Linked DNA regions of Homo sapiens: region 1 is linked to region 2. A link is a loop called in an ENCODE intact Hi-C map of the cell type or tissue named here. Cell type or tissue: heart left ventricle. All regions are shown on one strand. Region 1 overlaps TNIK (TRAF2 and NCK interacting kinase). Region 2 overlaps TNIK (TRAF2 and NCK interacting kinase).

Evidence for each region. Peaks named below come from ENCODE experiments on the same cell type or tissue, not always from the same donor. Only the 100,000 strongest peaks of a DNase experiment are listed, where the experiment ranks them.
Region 1: a loop joins it to region 2, with 2.3 times the contacts of the local background. A loop is called at or near these places in 8 of 110 quality-filtered maps.

Annotation. Positions count from the first base shown.
Region 1 is chr3:171,307,520-171,315,519 of GRCh38, forward strand. All of the region lies in intron 2 of TNIK (TRAF2 and NCK interacting kinase), which reads right to left. Among named protein-coding and RNA genes, the nearest start is that of TNIK, 150 kb to the right of the region's middle. In heart left ventricle, no CTCF peak of the experiment used is centred here; no DNase peak of the experiment used is centred here; H3K27ac peaks cover 1,007 bases.
Region 2 is chr3:171,199,023-171,207,022 of GRCh38, forward strand. All of the region lies in intron 4 of TNIK (TRAF2 and NCK interacting kinase), which reads right to left. Among named protein-coding and RNA genes, the nearest start is that of MIR569, 96 kb to the left of the region's middle. RefSeq lists an enhancer at 7,238-7,847 and a silencer at 7,374-7,553. In heart left ventricle, no CTCF peak of the experiment used is centred here; no DNase peak of the experiment used is centred here.

The sequences.
Region 1 (8,000 bases), 110 kb after region 2:
ATTGAATTTCGTTCTTTGTTGTTTTGAGTTTTCTTACTTTTTTACCACTAGTAGTACCAATTCCAGACCACAAGTGATTTGTGAAATTCAGCCTTCATTTTCAAAACTGCGTATAAGCCTATTTATCCTGGAAAAAGAACTGACAGTTGACTAAATGAAAGAATCAGCACAATCATCCCAAATCTTGAGTATAAACATCTCCTGTCAATGGTCTGGGATGGTTCTCAAAGTGGTTTGGGGACCTCTGAGGATCTCTGAGACCCTTTCAGGGGTCCATGAGGTCAAGACATCTTTATAATAATACTATAATGTTATAAGACTTTTTCATTCTCATTCTTCACAATTGTACAGTGAAATTTTCCAGAGGCTATGTGCCACGAGATGACGTTATCACTCTGCAGCTAATGAAATGTTTATATATTCTTGTACTTGAAAAATCTATCACTGGAAGAATCGATATTGTTAAATTGGCCATCCTATCCCAAGCAATTTACAGATTAAATGCTATTTCTATTGAACTACCAATGACATTATTCACAGAATTAGAAAAAACTATTATAAAATTCATATGGAACCAAAAAAGAGCCTGAGTAGTGAAAACAATCCTAGGAAAAAGAAGCAAGCAAGAAGCATCACATTACCAGACTTCAAACTATACTACAGTGCTATAGTAACCAAAACAGCATGGTACTAGTACAAAAACAGACATATAGATGAATGAAACAGAACAGAGAACCCAGAAATAAAGACACACGCCTACAACCACCTGATCTTTGACGAAGCTGACAAAAACAAGCAATGGGGAAAGGATTCCCTATACAATAAATGGTGCTGAGATAACTGGTTAGCCATCCTGCACCCCTTCCTTACACCACACACAAAAATCAACTCAAAAATGCATCAAAAATTTCAATGTAAAACTTAAAACTATAAAAATCCTTGAAGAAAACCCAGGAAATACCATTCTAGACATAGGCCCTGGCAAAGATTTTATGACAAAGATGCCAAAAGCAATTCAAACAAAACCAAAAATTAACAAATAGGACCTAATTAAATCAAAGAGCTTCTGCACAGCAGAAGAAACTTTCAAGAAAGCAAACAACTTATGGAATGGGACAAAATATTTGCAAACTATGCATCTCACAAAGGCCTAATATCCAGACTCCATAGGGAGCTTAATTGAACAAGCAAAAAACAAACACCACCACTTAAAAGTGGGCAAAGGACATGAACACTTTTCAAAAGAAGACATACATGCATCCAACAAGCATATGAAAAAATGCTCAACATCACTAATCATTAGAGAAATGCAAACCAAAACCACAATGAAATACCATCTCACACCAGTTAGAATGGTTATTAAAAAGTCAAAAAACAACAGATGCTGACAAGGCTGTAAAGAAAAGGGAATGCTTATACACTGCTGGTGGAAATGTAAATTCATTTTGCCACTATGGAAAGCAGTTCGGTGATTTCTCAAAGCACTTAAAAACAGAACTACCATTTTGAACCAGCAATCCCATTACAGCATATATACCCAAAGGAATATAAATCATTCTACCATAAAGACACATGCACATGTTATGATCACTGTAGCACTATTCACAGTAACAGAAACATGGAATCAACCTAAATGCCCATCATTGGTAGACTGGAAAAAAAAAATGTGGTACATATACACCATGGAATACTATGCATCCATGAGAAAGAATGAGACCATGTCTTTTGCAGCAACATGGATGGAGCTGGAGGTCATCATCCCAAGTAAAATAACACAGGAAAAGACAGCCAAATACTGTATATTCTCACTTAATAAGTGAGAGCTAAACATTGAGTACACCTGGACACAAAGAAGGGAACAACAGACAACAGGGCCTACTGGAAAGTGGAGGATGGGAGGAGGGTGAGGATCAAACAACTATCTATCATGTACTATGCTTACCATCTGGGTGAACAAATAATATGTACACCAAACCCCTGAAGCATGCAATTTATCTGTAGAACAAACTTGCACGTGCACCCCTGAACCAAAATCAAAGTTTAAAAAAATGCTTCATTATATTTAATAAACTCCCAATTACTGATCTTACAATAAACATTGGTAGATATAACTAACATAAACAAAAGCTTCTTGAAGTCCTCAGTAACTTTTAAGAATGTAAAGGGTTTCTGAGACTAATAGTTTGTAAAGGGTGGGGGTTTTATGAAGAGAGACCTTTCATTCAAAATATTACTAAATAATAACTTTGCAATGTGGTGTCACACAAGCAGCTGGGTGTCTAAAAACTAAAAAACTTAAACATCCTTAAACTATTTTTCTTGAAGTCCAGCTTTCACCAGTAGCCCAGACTTTTCCTTTCTCTGGATTTTTGCTTCCTAGTTGTCCTCTTGGGGAGAAAAACTTTATCTCATTCACCATCTGCTATTCTTCCTCTCTGCTTTTGCAAAGAAATCCTTTTTCTGAAATCCCATCATCACAGCCACTCACTGGAGCTCTTAATCACACACTTCCTTACCTATTACTTAACTTCTTCCCATGTTAGTTACCACCTTTACTTCTTTACTCATTTTTCATTATTATTTATAACATACCTACTTTTTTAAAAAATTGAAATGATCCATGATAAAAGACACATGCTACTGCCTCTTTGGTAATACCTCCCATAGCTCTCTGCCTGGCAAACTATATGACTCACAGTTGAAGCTATGGACTTGTCTGGACTGCATCTTCTCCCTCCACAAACAGTGGGACTGGGCTCATACTGAATCTAATGCAGCCTCTTATAGAGCTGCTGAGCCATCATTTTTGTTTACAGGATTGCAACCCACCAAGATTATGAGATTTACAGTCACAATTGTAAATCAAAATTTACAATTTTAGGGGAAATTTTTCTTTCTCCTAAAACTAGCACAGAAAAGATGTTTGATAACCAAATCAATTAATGAATGTAGGGCTATAGATTTAGAAATTAAAATTTAAGAGAGATAAAAGGGTAAGCAAATGAACAAAACAGCAAAGCTACAAGATACTTCATACAGTACATTAAATCTCATTTTGGCCTTCCTGAAAGTTAACAGAGAAAAGAAAATAAGAGTTTGGATTCATTTGTTTCCCTCCCCTCAATTTCTTTTACTTTTTGTATGAAAATTTTCCAATTCTTTTTCCTATTCTACACAGTTGTTAAGCAATCTCTTGTTACATGTTCATATTTGATATTTAAATAAAGCTTTTCTTTTCAAGCATTATAATACAAAGTCTACTAGTCCCTCACCTTACATGTTGATAAGCAGAGTTAAAAAACAAACAAACAAACAAAAAGAAAGCTGATAGCACACTCTTTAGAATGGCTGCAACAAGCAAAAATATTTACTTTTTAATTTTCTTTCAGGAATATATCAAGCACTTATGAAACATGTGCTTCCCAGTTAATTCAGATCATGTTCTGTTTCCCCAAATGTGTATATCTTGTCAGCTCAAACACAAGTGGCCCCTGAATCTCAATCTCCACTCACCGCTCCTACTCATTAAAATTCTGGTGGGATGGTGAGAATGTAATAAAAAGATATATGTGAGCTTTATTTGCAAATATAAAAGCATGTCCCCACAGTATAGCAGAGAGAGAGAGAGAAAAAAAATTCAATTCAGTAGCTTTCCCATTCAAAGTTTGTTAATAGACGGGAAAGAAAATTCAACTCATAATACATGATGAGAACCTTTTTCACTGATTAACATTATACGAATAGTTTTGCGCGAAGTATTTGTGTGGGTAAATATTAGCATACAATTATTATTCACTCACTTGCTGATGACAGCACACTTTCCAGAAACAGCTGGGAAATGCAGAAGGAACAAGCTCACGAGTAAGCACCTACTGTGTGCTAGGAACTCCAAGTATATTTCCATTTAAGCTCCCTAAACATTTGAGAAGTATGCATCCATCACTTGTAGTACATAGATGAAGAAACTGATGCTCACGGAAACTAAGTAACTTGCTTAAGATGACACAAAAGAGGGAAGAAAAACCAGAATTCAGATCTGGGTTTGTCTGATTCCAGAGCACACGCTGATTTTTCTACATTGGGTTGCCACCTGGAAGTAATCTCTTAGTATTGAGAACCTTCCCCCAGAAAACAAGCATGTCACCTGAGCCCAACTAACCCAAAAGTATTCACCATCATTCTCCAAACACTTTTTTCCTGGCTTTCCCATTATTTTAACAAGTTATGTGAGTGGAAGAATAGAACAAATCACATCCTTTCTTTACAAAGGAATTTAGAGAACAAAACCCATCATTAATATTTCCCTCTTTCATCATCAACTTTCCTGTAATTCAGATAAGCAAAAACTCAGCCACCTAGATTTTTATAGCCGCATTGGCAAGAGTGTGAAGGATTCCAGCAGCAAACATACACGCAAGGTCAGGAAGTGCCAAAGCCACCAAGAGTACATGTGACTTCGGGGGTTGGGGGCGGGTGCGCCTGCCCACCCACCACAAATCTTAGCCATCTGGGCTGTGGAGAAAAAAAGGGAGGGGAGACATTTTGTGGCATTGCTCTGCACTTCCTCAGCTGTCCCTAACGGCAGCTCCAGATTAAAAAAAAAAAAAAAAAAAAAAAAAAAAGGGCTAGACTGGCATATCTGATTTTAAAAATATGTCCACAAATGAATATATAATAAGTTTAAAATATGGGGGGACTGGAAGGAAATACATCAAAAGATTAATAAAAGTTATCTCTGGATAGTGAGATGATCCATTTGCGAGCTCTGTGTTTTTCTAATTCTTCCAAAATTATCAGAAAAATATTATTTTTATATGAAAATAGTTCTATGTAACTATATGTAGTATATTATTTTAAATATTTCCGTTTTCAAACTTAAAAAAAACAGTTGCATCTAGAGGGTGGTAGCCTGACTATTTAGAATAACTGCCCTCCGTTAGGTCTCAGATAATTGAAGTAATACTCAGGTTTTAACGACTACCCACACAAACCACTTTGGATGTGCCCAAATTGCCTTGTTCTTGGTGGGTATCCAATGGGTCAGAAGATCTATTTAACTGGGTGCTTTGAATTGTTTGTGCCAGAAGTTTTCTTTTAGCTGGGGTCTCTTTCCTGTTTCATCATCAATTTTTAAGTTCCTAAAATACATCCAGTAAATTTACCAGTTTCCTTCATCTATGGTGCTGAAACTTAATAAATTGCTCTTTTTTCAGCTGGAATGTCACGATGTCCAGTTTATTCATTCATGGCCTTACCTGTGTGTCTCTGACAATATTACTACTTTGGCTTTCACAAGATTCATATTCCTGAACTATGGCTTATGGCTCAAATCCAGCAGCTCTCACACAGGGCACCTCCTTGAGTATTCATGGCAATTACTGATGCTTAAAGATGAAAGTCTTGGACCACAGCGTGCCATTTAATGTACTTCTGACCTTGCAGATCTGTGTGTGCTTAACTTCTCCACGTGGATCTCGCATCCTCCCAGGGTGCTACGCCGAATAAGAGATTATACATCAGGGGAATCACTTTGCAGTCACCGAGACAGTGTTTTGAAAACGAAGGAAGAATGCAAATGTGTAGAAACTACTGAAGAGATTTTACCAGCAGGTAGTTTATAAACTCAAAACCAGGAATATTGCCTCTAAGGATTGCAGCTTGACCAATTTTTTAAAGTGTATCTTTGTTATTTTTTTGTGATACTCTCTACCAACATTTAGCTTTCTTTCTTTCTTTCTTTCTTTCTTTCTTTTTTTTTAAATAGCTGGGTTACACATACCTAGAATCACAGAACAGTGGATCTGGAAGGGAAATTAGGGATCCTCAACTTCAACCTGTTCATGTTAAAGATTAGGAAAGCTGTGGATGTGAGGGGTCAGGTGATGTGATGGAGGCCTCACAGAATGAGTGGCAGAGAGGGCCCCAGAAATAGCTTACTCTGTTTTCCTATCATTTGTAGGTAGCAAAGTATATAATTACCACTTTTGTCATTAGACAGTTGTTACATAAAAGAGTAGTCTTGCAGGTAAAAATAATTCTAATAAGATATTCACTTACAATTAAATAATTCTAACAGTGTGAAGGTTCACTTATGATTTTTTTAAAAATTATCATGAAATAACAAACATGTAGCCATGTTGAGGTGGGAGAAAAGGGGTCCTTACGTCTAAACAGCAAGAGAAAAAACACACAAGAAGAGCCAATCTGTCACCACGAGAGCTGCACTGAGTCCTTCAATCTTGAGAATAAACATGGATAGAAGTTCCCTCTGAAAATGCAGTTATAGTGCTAAATGAATGACTTAAAGACACATCTTTCCTCTTTGTTTTGTGCCATGATCTGAGTGCCTTGAGAACTAGCTTTCATCCGGGCACGGTATGACATCATCTGATAAGTGTGATGCTCTATAGTCGTTGCCGGAATGGGCTAGGGTACAAAACAGAGAAACACACAGGCAGGAAGGAAGGCAGAGACCAGCGCTAATTTAAACATTCTATCCTGAATATTTCAGTTGCTCCATAAATGTTTAATACTTGGTGCCATATTACAGGATGTTCATAAGCACGCAGATATATAGATGAAAAGTAAAATAACATAAGCAAAACAAAGCTCATTCTCAAGAGGTGAGGATGGCTATGCTTTCTGTTGCTGGAGTCCCTTTACAACCACATCTCTTAGTGCAGCTGAAGACTTCCAGCATCAGAGACGATTTCTGGATTATGAGAACCTCTACTTTAGCCTTATCCCTCTATACTCAGAGCCACAGTGGCCTATCTGGCCTTCCCCCTCTGCCTATGACCCTGAGACCTTTGACTGGCACCTCTGAGCAGTGGTCTCAAGAGGACAGCCTTGAAAATATGACTCAATCCTCCATGACAGCGAGACCAGAAGATCCATGTAGAGCCTATGGCTGATCCAGAGGTTCTCCAAGTTGATGTTGCCATCCCATTTCTGCCTCTCTGTAATTTGTCTAAAGACTCACTGTGGTTTCACGGATATGATCTTGGATGTATAAAATGGGAAGTAGCTGCTAAAAGATGAGAAATTCCTGGCCTAAGTCAGTTCTAGTAATTTCATTCACTCATTAATTCGCTTGTTCATTCAAGAGATAGTTCCTGCATGCCTGCTGGGTGAGTGTGGTTACCTGTCCTCCAAAACCTCATAATCTACTAGGGAAAACCCACACAAACAATAAATAAATAAATAATAAAACACAATAAAACGATAGAGAGTTATGAGGCTTGAGGGGATCATTTATAGAGGTGGCACTGTCCTGAATCTAGAGTGAGGAGAAGGATTCAGGAGGCAGAAGGGAGGTCAGGCCGCACCCCATACTCATGAATATCTGATTAGTGTAGCTTTCAAGTATCACTGAACATCTTTGTCCTTTGCAAACAAAAAGCATTTTAATATCACAAATTCCTGAGTGCTAGGGAACTCAATCAACAACTGTAAAATGTTCTGAAAATATAAAATGCAACACAAGATCTAAAAGTCATTAGTAACAACAACCACAAACCCCCCCTCCTGCTTTATCCTGAAGTGAGCCTTTCAACCAGAGGGAAAAACACGAATTGCCTGAGGAAGCAGGGGTAGGAGATGTGAGGACTAAGATTCTGCTTTGAAAGCAGAAAGGGAAGAGTTGCCACCATTTTAACATTTAGTGACTAGCTTATTTATATCCCCCTTGGCCACAGTGACAAAAACACAGCTTTATTTCTAAAGACAACCACACGGGCCATTATTCAGCCAGCCTTCTCAACTGATGATGACGTGAACTGTGAATCCACATTTTTTCCTGTTAATAGACAACTGAAATGGAACAAATATCCTGAACTCACCCTGATCTCTTACCACTGAAGAGAGCAAACACAATACTCTATTCATTCTTTCATCCAAATTCAATCATTGACCCACACATTAGTGCACCATGGTGTTGTGCATTAAATTAGTTCTCATGAACTTCTCTCCAGAAGGGTGTATTAGTTGCCCGGAGCTGC
Region 2 (8,000 bases):
CTTTCAAAATTAGATTGGACAACATACTTTCAAATATTCAGTAGGAAACAATCCTACTCTAGCCAGGCACTACTGTCAGTGATTTCTATAATTTGCTTTCCCATTCAGCTCCAGCTGAAGGCTGCTAAATTCTTTTCCTCTCACTATGGAACAAAATGATTGTTAAATTATATAATGGGATTTAAAAAAAAAAAAGAAAAAAAACAGCACTTGCTAGCAATTGGTTCCTACAGCCACACAGCAATGCTGATAATTACCGCCACCACACAGCAGGGATCCTCCCTCCCCATAAGTAACCTCATCACATTAATAAACAGAAACAGAGCTCAACATGCCAAGCTCAGCAGTGATAAGTCAATAACTTCACATCTCACTAGTAAGAAATAATGGGTCATTAAAATTCTCCCTGAAAGAAAGTTCTCAAAGAGTTTATACTGGGATAATAATACTTTCTAACATTTACTGAGAATTTACCATGTGCCAGGCACTGGGTGAAGCGATTTACAAATGCTTCGTTAATTCTTCTTCACCTAACTTCCTTTTTCTGTATTTGGAAATAGAGCTTACAGTCTGCACTTTATCCATAGTCTACACTCATTAAGTAACTTGAGCAGGGTGAAAGCACGTTGCTCTCTCAATTACTAGTTATGTGTCCTTGGGTATGTTCCCTAACCACCCTGGGCTTAGCAATGTCTCTCTCCCCACCACTACCACTATGATAAAATACAAAATAAAAGCATCAACCTTACAGGTTTGATGTGAACATTAATTGTGACTATGGATATAATGCTGCTAGCAGCCAAAAATCTCAAGATGTATTTATGATGTTTCTATTCTTTGGTCTATTTTGCATTTATAAAAATGCGAAAAGAAAGAGTTTCTGACATGGAAGATAGCATCAATACCTCCCCAGTGTCCACTTCACTTGGATGGTGAAGAGACAGGGCTGAAAGATATTTGTAAAAGGCACTGGGCACATTTTTCTAAAACCTCTATTAATGAAAAAGCACCAGAGACACATGTTTTTGTTTTTGTTTTTGTTTTACATTTGTACCACACAGCAAGAAGACACAGTGGTGCATTCCAGGGCAATGGATCTTTTTATTTGGAAGGCAGGGGTGATAGGGGGTGGAGGAATTTTAAAGGAATCTAACATTTGAAATTTTCACTCAACACCGCCTAAATAAATAACTGGGTCAGAAACTTAAATAAACATGCATACCACTTGAGAAGAAAGAAGGAAGGTCAAGTTGAAGGTGGTTGGGGGCAGGATGAGGACTAGGCCTGAGCCTGGAGGAGGTGTCCAAAAAAAGCACAGTGTGGAGCAACCAACTTATTAGAGAAAAGAATTGCTTGGATTATTTAGACATGGGTAATTATTACTATCTAAATAACAAAGGTTAATTTTTAAAAGCCAAAGAGTTCTGACACTTCACAATTTGCATGGTTGATTGTCAGCAGTTTTTGTCAGTTGTCATGTTTCTCGTAGGATGTTTTCTCATAGAGGTTGGTCAGGGGTTACTTAGTATGCCTTCCTGTGCTTCTCCCCTCTCCAGGACAATATTTAAGTAAAGGGTCCTCAGCCTCAGCTGATTCCAGAAGACATTTCAGAATACTGAGTCAGCGCTTGAGGTTATCTCTTCACAAGAGACAGGGGGCCTTTAGCATGGAATCACCAGATGTGGTGGCTTCTAAACTTCCCTTTCCTGCCCTAATAACCTCTAAAAGAATTTTAAAAGATTTAGTCTCAAAGGCAGTCAAAGGTTTGGATGATTCCTGGGGTCCCTAAAGTATTCACTCCCTTGCTAGTTTATTGGTTTTAAGTTCCTGTAATGAGAAACGAACTCTTAGGATGTTATTTCACAATTGCAGATACTTACCCAGAATACCCTGACAGGAACTAATTCCTCCCAAATGTCACTAGTCAGTCACCCACAAGAATAAATGACTACTAACAGATCCCTTCTCTTTTATGGTAAAAGGAGGGGTTGGAGGCAGGGGGCAGGAAGAGGTGCAAGCGGGAAGATTAAGGTCTTCCTAAAGTGAGAAGGGTTTGCACCAAGCAGTTTAAAAGGCACCCTAAGAAAATAATAGGGGCTGGGCACAGTGGCTTACGCCTGTAATCCCAGCACTTTGGGAGGCCGAGGTGGGCAGATCACCTGAGGTCAGGAGTTCAAGACCAGCCTGACCAACATGGAGAAACCCCATCTCTACTAAAAATACAGAATTAGGCAGGCGTGGTGGTGCATGCCTGTAATCCCAGCTACTCGGGAGGCTGAGGCAGGAGAATTGCTTGAACCCAGGCTGCGAAGGTTGTGGTGAGCCGAGATCAAGCCATCGCACTCCAGCCTGGGCAACAAGAGCGAAACTCCGTCTCAAAATAAATAAATAAATAAATATAAATAAAAATAAATAATAGGAAGAACAAACTTCCAAGAACACAATTCTGCAAAGATTTAACCCAGAAACATCAATGAGGCACAGAGTATTTTCATCATGTGTGGCTGAAAATAACCACAGATCTCATCTGCATGATTTATGATGGTGGAAACAAAGTCCAAACTCAGTAACTTTGGTACAGAAGGCTGCTTTATGTGCAAAAGGTAGGTTAAGTCTCAAAATATAAAATGTGTGTATAGAAATACAAAATACAAAAATTGGTAGGTATACATTTGAATACATGTATCATTTCAATCAATTGAAGTAAAGCTTGGGGATTTCAAACCTTAAAAAGCAACTTTAATGGCCTTTTACATTCATTTTTAAACTAGCATGTACTATCTATCTATCTATATATAAACTCTTGGCTTCTGAATTATATTTTTCGACTGGGAAAGAGAATGCTTGAACTATAAATTTTAAGACTTCCAAAGACAAAAAGATGAGTTCCAAGGATGGGAAGTGTCCTAGACTTTGTAATAAAGCTTCTGGATAGTGAACAACTCTCTACCTTGAACATGGCAAAGACAGTTTGAATATACCGAGCCAACTAGTATTTTTAGCAACAACAAGTCTGCCCAAAGGACAGGCCCACTACAAATGCTCAAGTCGCCTATGTCTCAAGAGACAGACAACCCAGAGTCAGTACGATAGCATTTAAAGAAACGTTACGGACATTAGCTGCATCTTGTATTTGGTGTCTGGACTCAAATTCCACAGTATGAATGCAAAATTTTCTGCATATATATATGTTTTTTTTTTGGTAGGAGTAAGTCACTACATGTCAATTTTGTCCAAAGATCCAATCATAGAAGCTAACTTTAAGGTTGAAGAAATTTGCAACTCTGCATCTCGGAATGTTACACCCAAATAGAAGAATGTGGGGTGAGGAATGGTGAGCCAGTTTTCAGACAGGTTGAAAATAGGAAAAGAAAATAAATTGCTAGCTTTAGAGCATTTAGGACTAATCATCTTGATTGCTGAAGATTTTGAGAAACACAATATAAATAGGAACATAGACTTTGGCTCAAAAGTTATCTAAAAAAAGGAATCAAAAGGGTTGTATGGACCATTAGCAAAATAACTTTGGGTACATATCAAGTCTTCCTTTTGCTTAGATGAAAAGAAGTTTAAACAAAGTTCAAATGAAATTCTTTGGGACAAAAGAAGAGATCAATTGCACATTCTTATCAAAGAATCACCCATTAATTCATAAAATAGCTCTATTAAAGCTCAACACACACCAGTTGCAAGGTATTAAGTTACGTGTAGCTTCAGATCTGTGTTTGTATCTACGTAACTTACCTTGTGTCTCTATAGGTCTTGCAATGTGGCAGCTCTGAAACTGGGAGACTGTTTACAATCATTCCTCTTACCATGTTAGGCATATCTATATTTGCCAAATTCAACCTTTTAAAAATTTCTGCTCACAAATAACAAGACTAAATAACTCCTCCAGACAAGTGACGTAGGCTCTGTATATGAAGGAAAGGAGCTGTTTACTTATAAAAGTAACAAACACTAATCAAAACAAGTTTTAAAAGCCTCATTTCTGATACACAGCATTAACAAAAGATAAATTTTAACTGTTCAAAGGATTCAGCTATGAGTGGTTAATTTTTTTTTTTTCCTACAACCTCCACGTCACACAAGGGTGGTTAAATTTTTAATGGCATTATCTGCAGTACCTAACATTTAAATGTTAAAACAATCAAAATTGAAGTGGGCATTATTTTTACCAAGCCAAGACGCTATAACAATGTAAATCCAAAATACTGCAGAATTAGGTTTAGGAGTTGTGGCCAACATCAATGCAGAGTCTAAAAAGGACCTTTCATGGGTAGTTGAATGAGTTTGTTTCTTAGTTCATCCCAGTATCTTATTCTGAGACGATCTTACACAGGGGCTGGGCAAGTAATGTGAATACATGAAATTGAGTATGTATGGAAGACAACAGGGGATGTTGGGGCCTCTGGTGCAAATTTGATATGTGCCCTCTAAACAGCTGGTACACTGCTCTAAAATACTGCTACTATTTGAAATTTCAGGCCCAATATTTCTAGATCATTTTATTTTTCAAAACTTTTCAAGAATCCAGACTTTTCTGTGAAACTGCTCAAATTTTCTAATGTTGGCATAATTAAACCACCACCACCTTATGTGAACCAAACTCAACATATTTATCATGGCAGCATTTAGCCTCTAGGCTGCCAGTTTGCCAACTAAGAACTAGTCTAATATTATCATTTTTATAAAGTAGAATCCAAATGCCAGACACATTGGTTCTCCCGAGGTTTGACTCTGGGTCTCCAGATTCCCAGGCTGTCAGAATCTTTGTCCTTAAAACGCACACGGTATAATTTCTTAAGTCTTGGCTCTGCAAGTGTACCGTGTGAAAACTTGATGAATAGATTATTGAGCCGCTACAGGGCAAAAATCTGCTATCTTACTTGACCACCCTACATTTCAGAAGATGATTACAAATTTATTTCCTGTTACGAGATATTCTAGCCCTGTATTATGGTGGTATCAAAAAAGACAGCAAAATATGTGTGAGTTCACATTGTAATTTTTGAGAAATTAGTTAATTTACTAAACAGTATTTCTCCCTCCCTCCCAGTGTCTGAATGGCATGCAGCAAAATGGAGAGCCTCTCATCACTGATAGGCAGCAGAATGAGATGTTGTGTGTCAGAGCTTGCCTTGTTTCCGAGAGATCAGAATCTTTATTGAAAGGGCTCCCTTTTTTGATTTCCGGATCAGACCCTGAGCAGTTGATAAAGGAGAATTACTTGGCCATTATCTGAAGTAGTTGTATTTCCACAAAGAGCTAGTGCTAAACAAGAGTTTATCTCTACAACAAGACTGATAGGATTCGTACAGATTATAATTCAATCAGACACCTGAAACAGGACATACATTGGCTAGTGGGATATATGCAAACCTGTCCTCCAGCCATAGCAAAATAAATATCTGGGGAATATTTCATGTAGTCTGAATACAGAGAATAAATGTTAGAAAGTGCTGCTTTTAGTTGCTTTAGGCCATGCCTCTATATAATTCATAATATTTTTATACAAACGTAATCCTAACAAAATGCCACTAGTCTGAAGAGTCAACTATCTATGACCTTTGCAATTATTTGATAAAACATTCCCAAAGCACCTAACGCACTTTTCAAAATGTATTTCTTAGAGTTTACAGCACTCTTATTAGTAGCTAACAGGTCTTACTTGCTCTTTGAATATTGGGTAAATAGAGGAGTACAGATTAAAGGTGAAGTTAAACTAAATTTATTTAAACATAAATCTTCAATCCTATTTAGAACATCAGCTTCTGATATCAGAACTATTTTTCATGACCAAAGGAGAAGAGTGTAGGGTTTAAGGGCTTGATTCTGGAATCAGACAGCTTGGGGTTAGCTAGCATGCTGGCTTCATCACGGACTTGCTATAAGACCTTGGACAAACTTCTGGACTCTCTGAGCCTAGTTTCCTCCATCTGCAGAGTAGGGATAATACTTGATTTGCAGAATGGCTGCAAAAATCTAATAAGATAATATGACAAAGTAAACAAGCATAGTACTTGGCCCATGGTAAGCAGGTGATAAATATTTCCTACCATTGTTCTTATTAACAGAGAATGCCCCAAATTTAGTGAGTCAGAGGCCTTGGAATAAGTATGTACTGTTATATTCTATGACTGTGTTCCCACCAATATTGTAATCTGATATTAATTTCCTAACTATTATGTTTCTGTCTTTCTTCTTCCTAGTTCTTTCTTGATTTGTCACCACATCAATCAACTAGGAAAAGAAATGACGCTCTTGCCCTTATGAGGCCTTTCATAGCTTTTATCTTCATCTTTGGTAAGAAAGAAGCTACTAGACAATTGCTAGAAGGGATGGTCAGAGCAGCCCTCTGCATAGACGCGAGTCTGACGAGTGCTAGGCCCTTTGTCCTTCAAACCTGGCAGAATGTAGGAGCTGTAACTTCCACATTTTGTTACCTGCAGTTAATTGCATTTAATTGAAGTGGGGTAAGTTGAATGTGATGGCAGAATTCCTCCCCATGTGGTCCAGTTTGGAAGTGCTCACTACTTGCAGATCCCCCCTTCATCAAGTTCAGGAAGGGGATTCACTTACTAAAACAGTTTCCTAACTGGTCTCCTGTTTCTCTCCTTGACCCATCTGGTCTATTCGCAAGCCAGCAACTGAAGTGACCCCTTCAGTATGTGGGTCAGATCCCATCCCCCTCACTCCATGTTCAAAACCCTCCATGGCTCTCCCACCTAATGCAGAGTAAAAGCCGAGGTCTTTCCAATGGCCTGCAAAGCCCTGAATGATCTGGATCCAGGTTGCAGACTGTTAACTTCTCAGAAAGACAGCAAGGGAGCTCTCTGGGTTCTTTTTATGAGGGCACTAATCCCATTTATAAGGGCTCCACCCTCATCACCTGATCACCTGCCAAAGGCCTCACCTCCTAATACCATCACATTGAAAGTTAGGATTTCAATATATGAATTTTGGGGGCACACAAATGTTTAGTCCATAACACATTGCAACCCTTACCTGCATTCCCAATTAGTACTCCACCAGGTACTTACTAGCTTCCAGCATCCTCTGTAATTGTCTTATTTATTATGTTTATTGTTTGTAGTCTACAGCAAGAATGTAAGCTGCATTAAAATAAGTACTTTCATAAATTTTGTTCACTGTTATATCCTGAGTGCTTGGAAGAGTGCCTTGTGCCTAGCCAGTATATATATGTATCTATACTAGCCATGTATATATATGATGATATGATAATATATACATATACATATGTATGTACACACAGACAAATAAATGAATATATGGAGATATATATGTTCGTGTATATATATATATATATATGGAAGAATGAATGAATGACTGGGGAGTAAATAAATGAACACATACACATCAGGCTTTTGGTTCCCAGCAACAACAGCCATCTCCATGAGAAGAGCAATTGGCCAGGGTGAGAACTAGTGGGAAGTGACTCATTTCCAGAGTACAATACCTCCCATTAACACCATGCAGATGCCAGCAGGTGTGCTGCTTTCTCCAAGTACCTATCTGAAAATGGACTGAAGATTTTGCTCAGTTTTTAACAAAAACTTCCAGGGGGCTTTCACAGAACTTCCAACCAAGCTAAAGTGTTATGTTTTAGGATGTCTGCAATCTGGTCCTGCATCATCCACTAATGAGTTTTGAGGCCCGGGGAAAGTCAATTAACTTCACTGGACCCAGCAAAGTTTATCATGACTAATTCTTCTTCCAACTTAAAACATCTCAGGATCTGCAAAAGGGCGAAAAAGAGTCAAGCCCTATTAACCACCCCTCTCCTTCCCTCAACCAACGATTCGTAAATAAACACCCCAATTACCCCAATTTTAATAATTCAACTTAACATGAAAACCAACTTTTCTATCTGGCCCATCTCACAAAATGAATGAAATTAATAGCTAGGTGTGGCTCATCTAGAAATAGCTGTTCTAGCTCAGGTGATATGCTGGGAGATGGTTATAAATCTACATTAA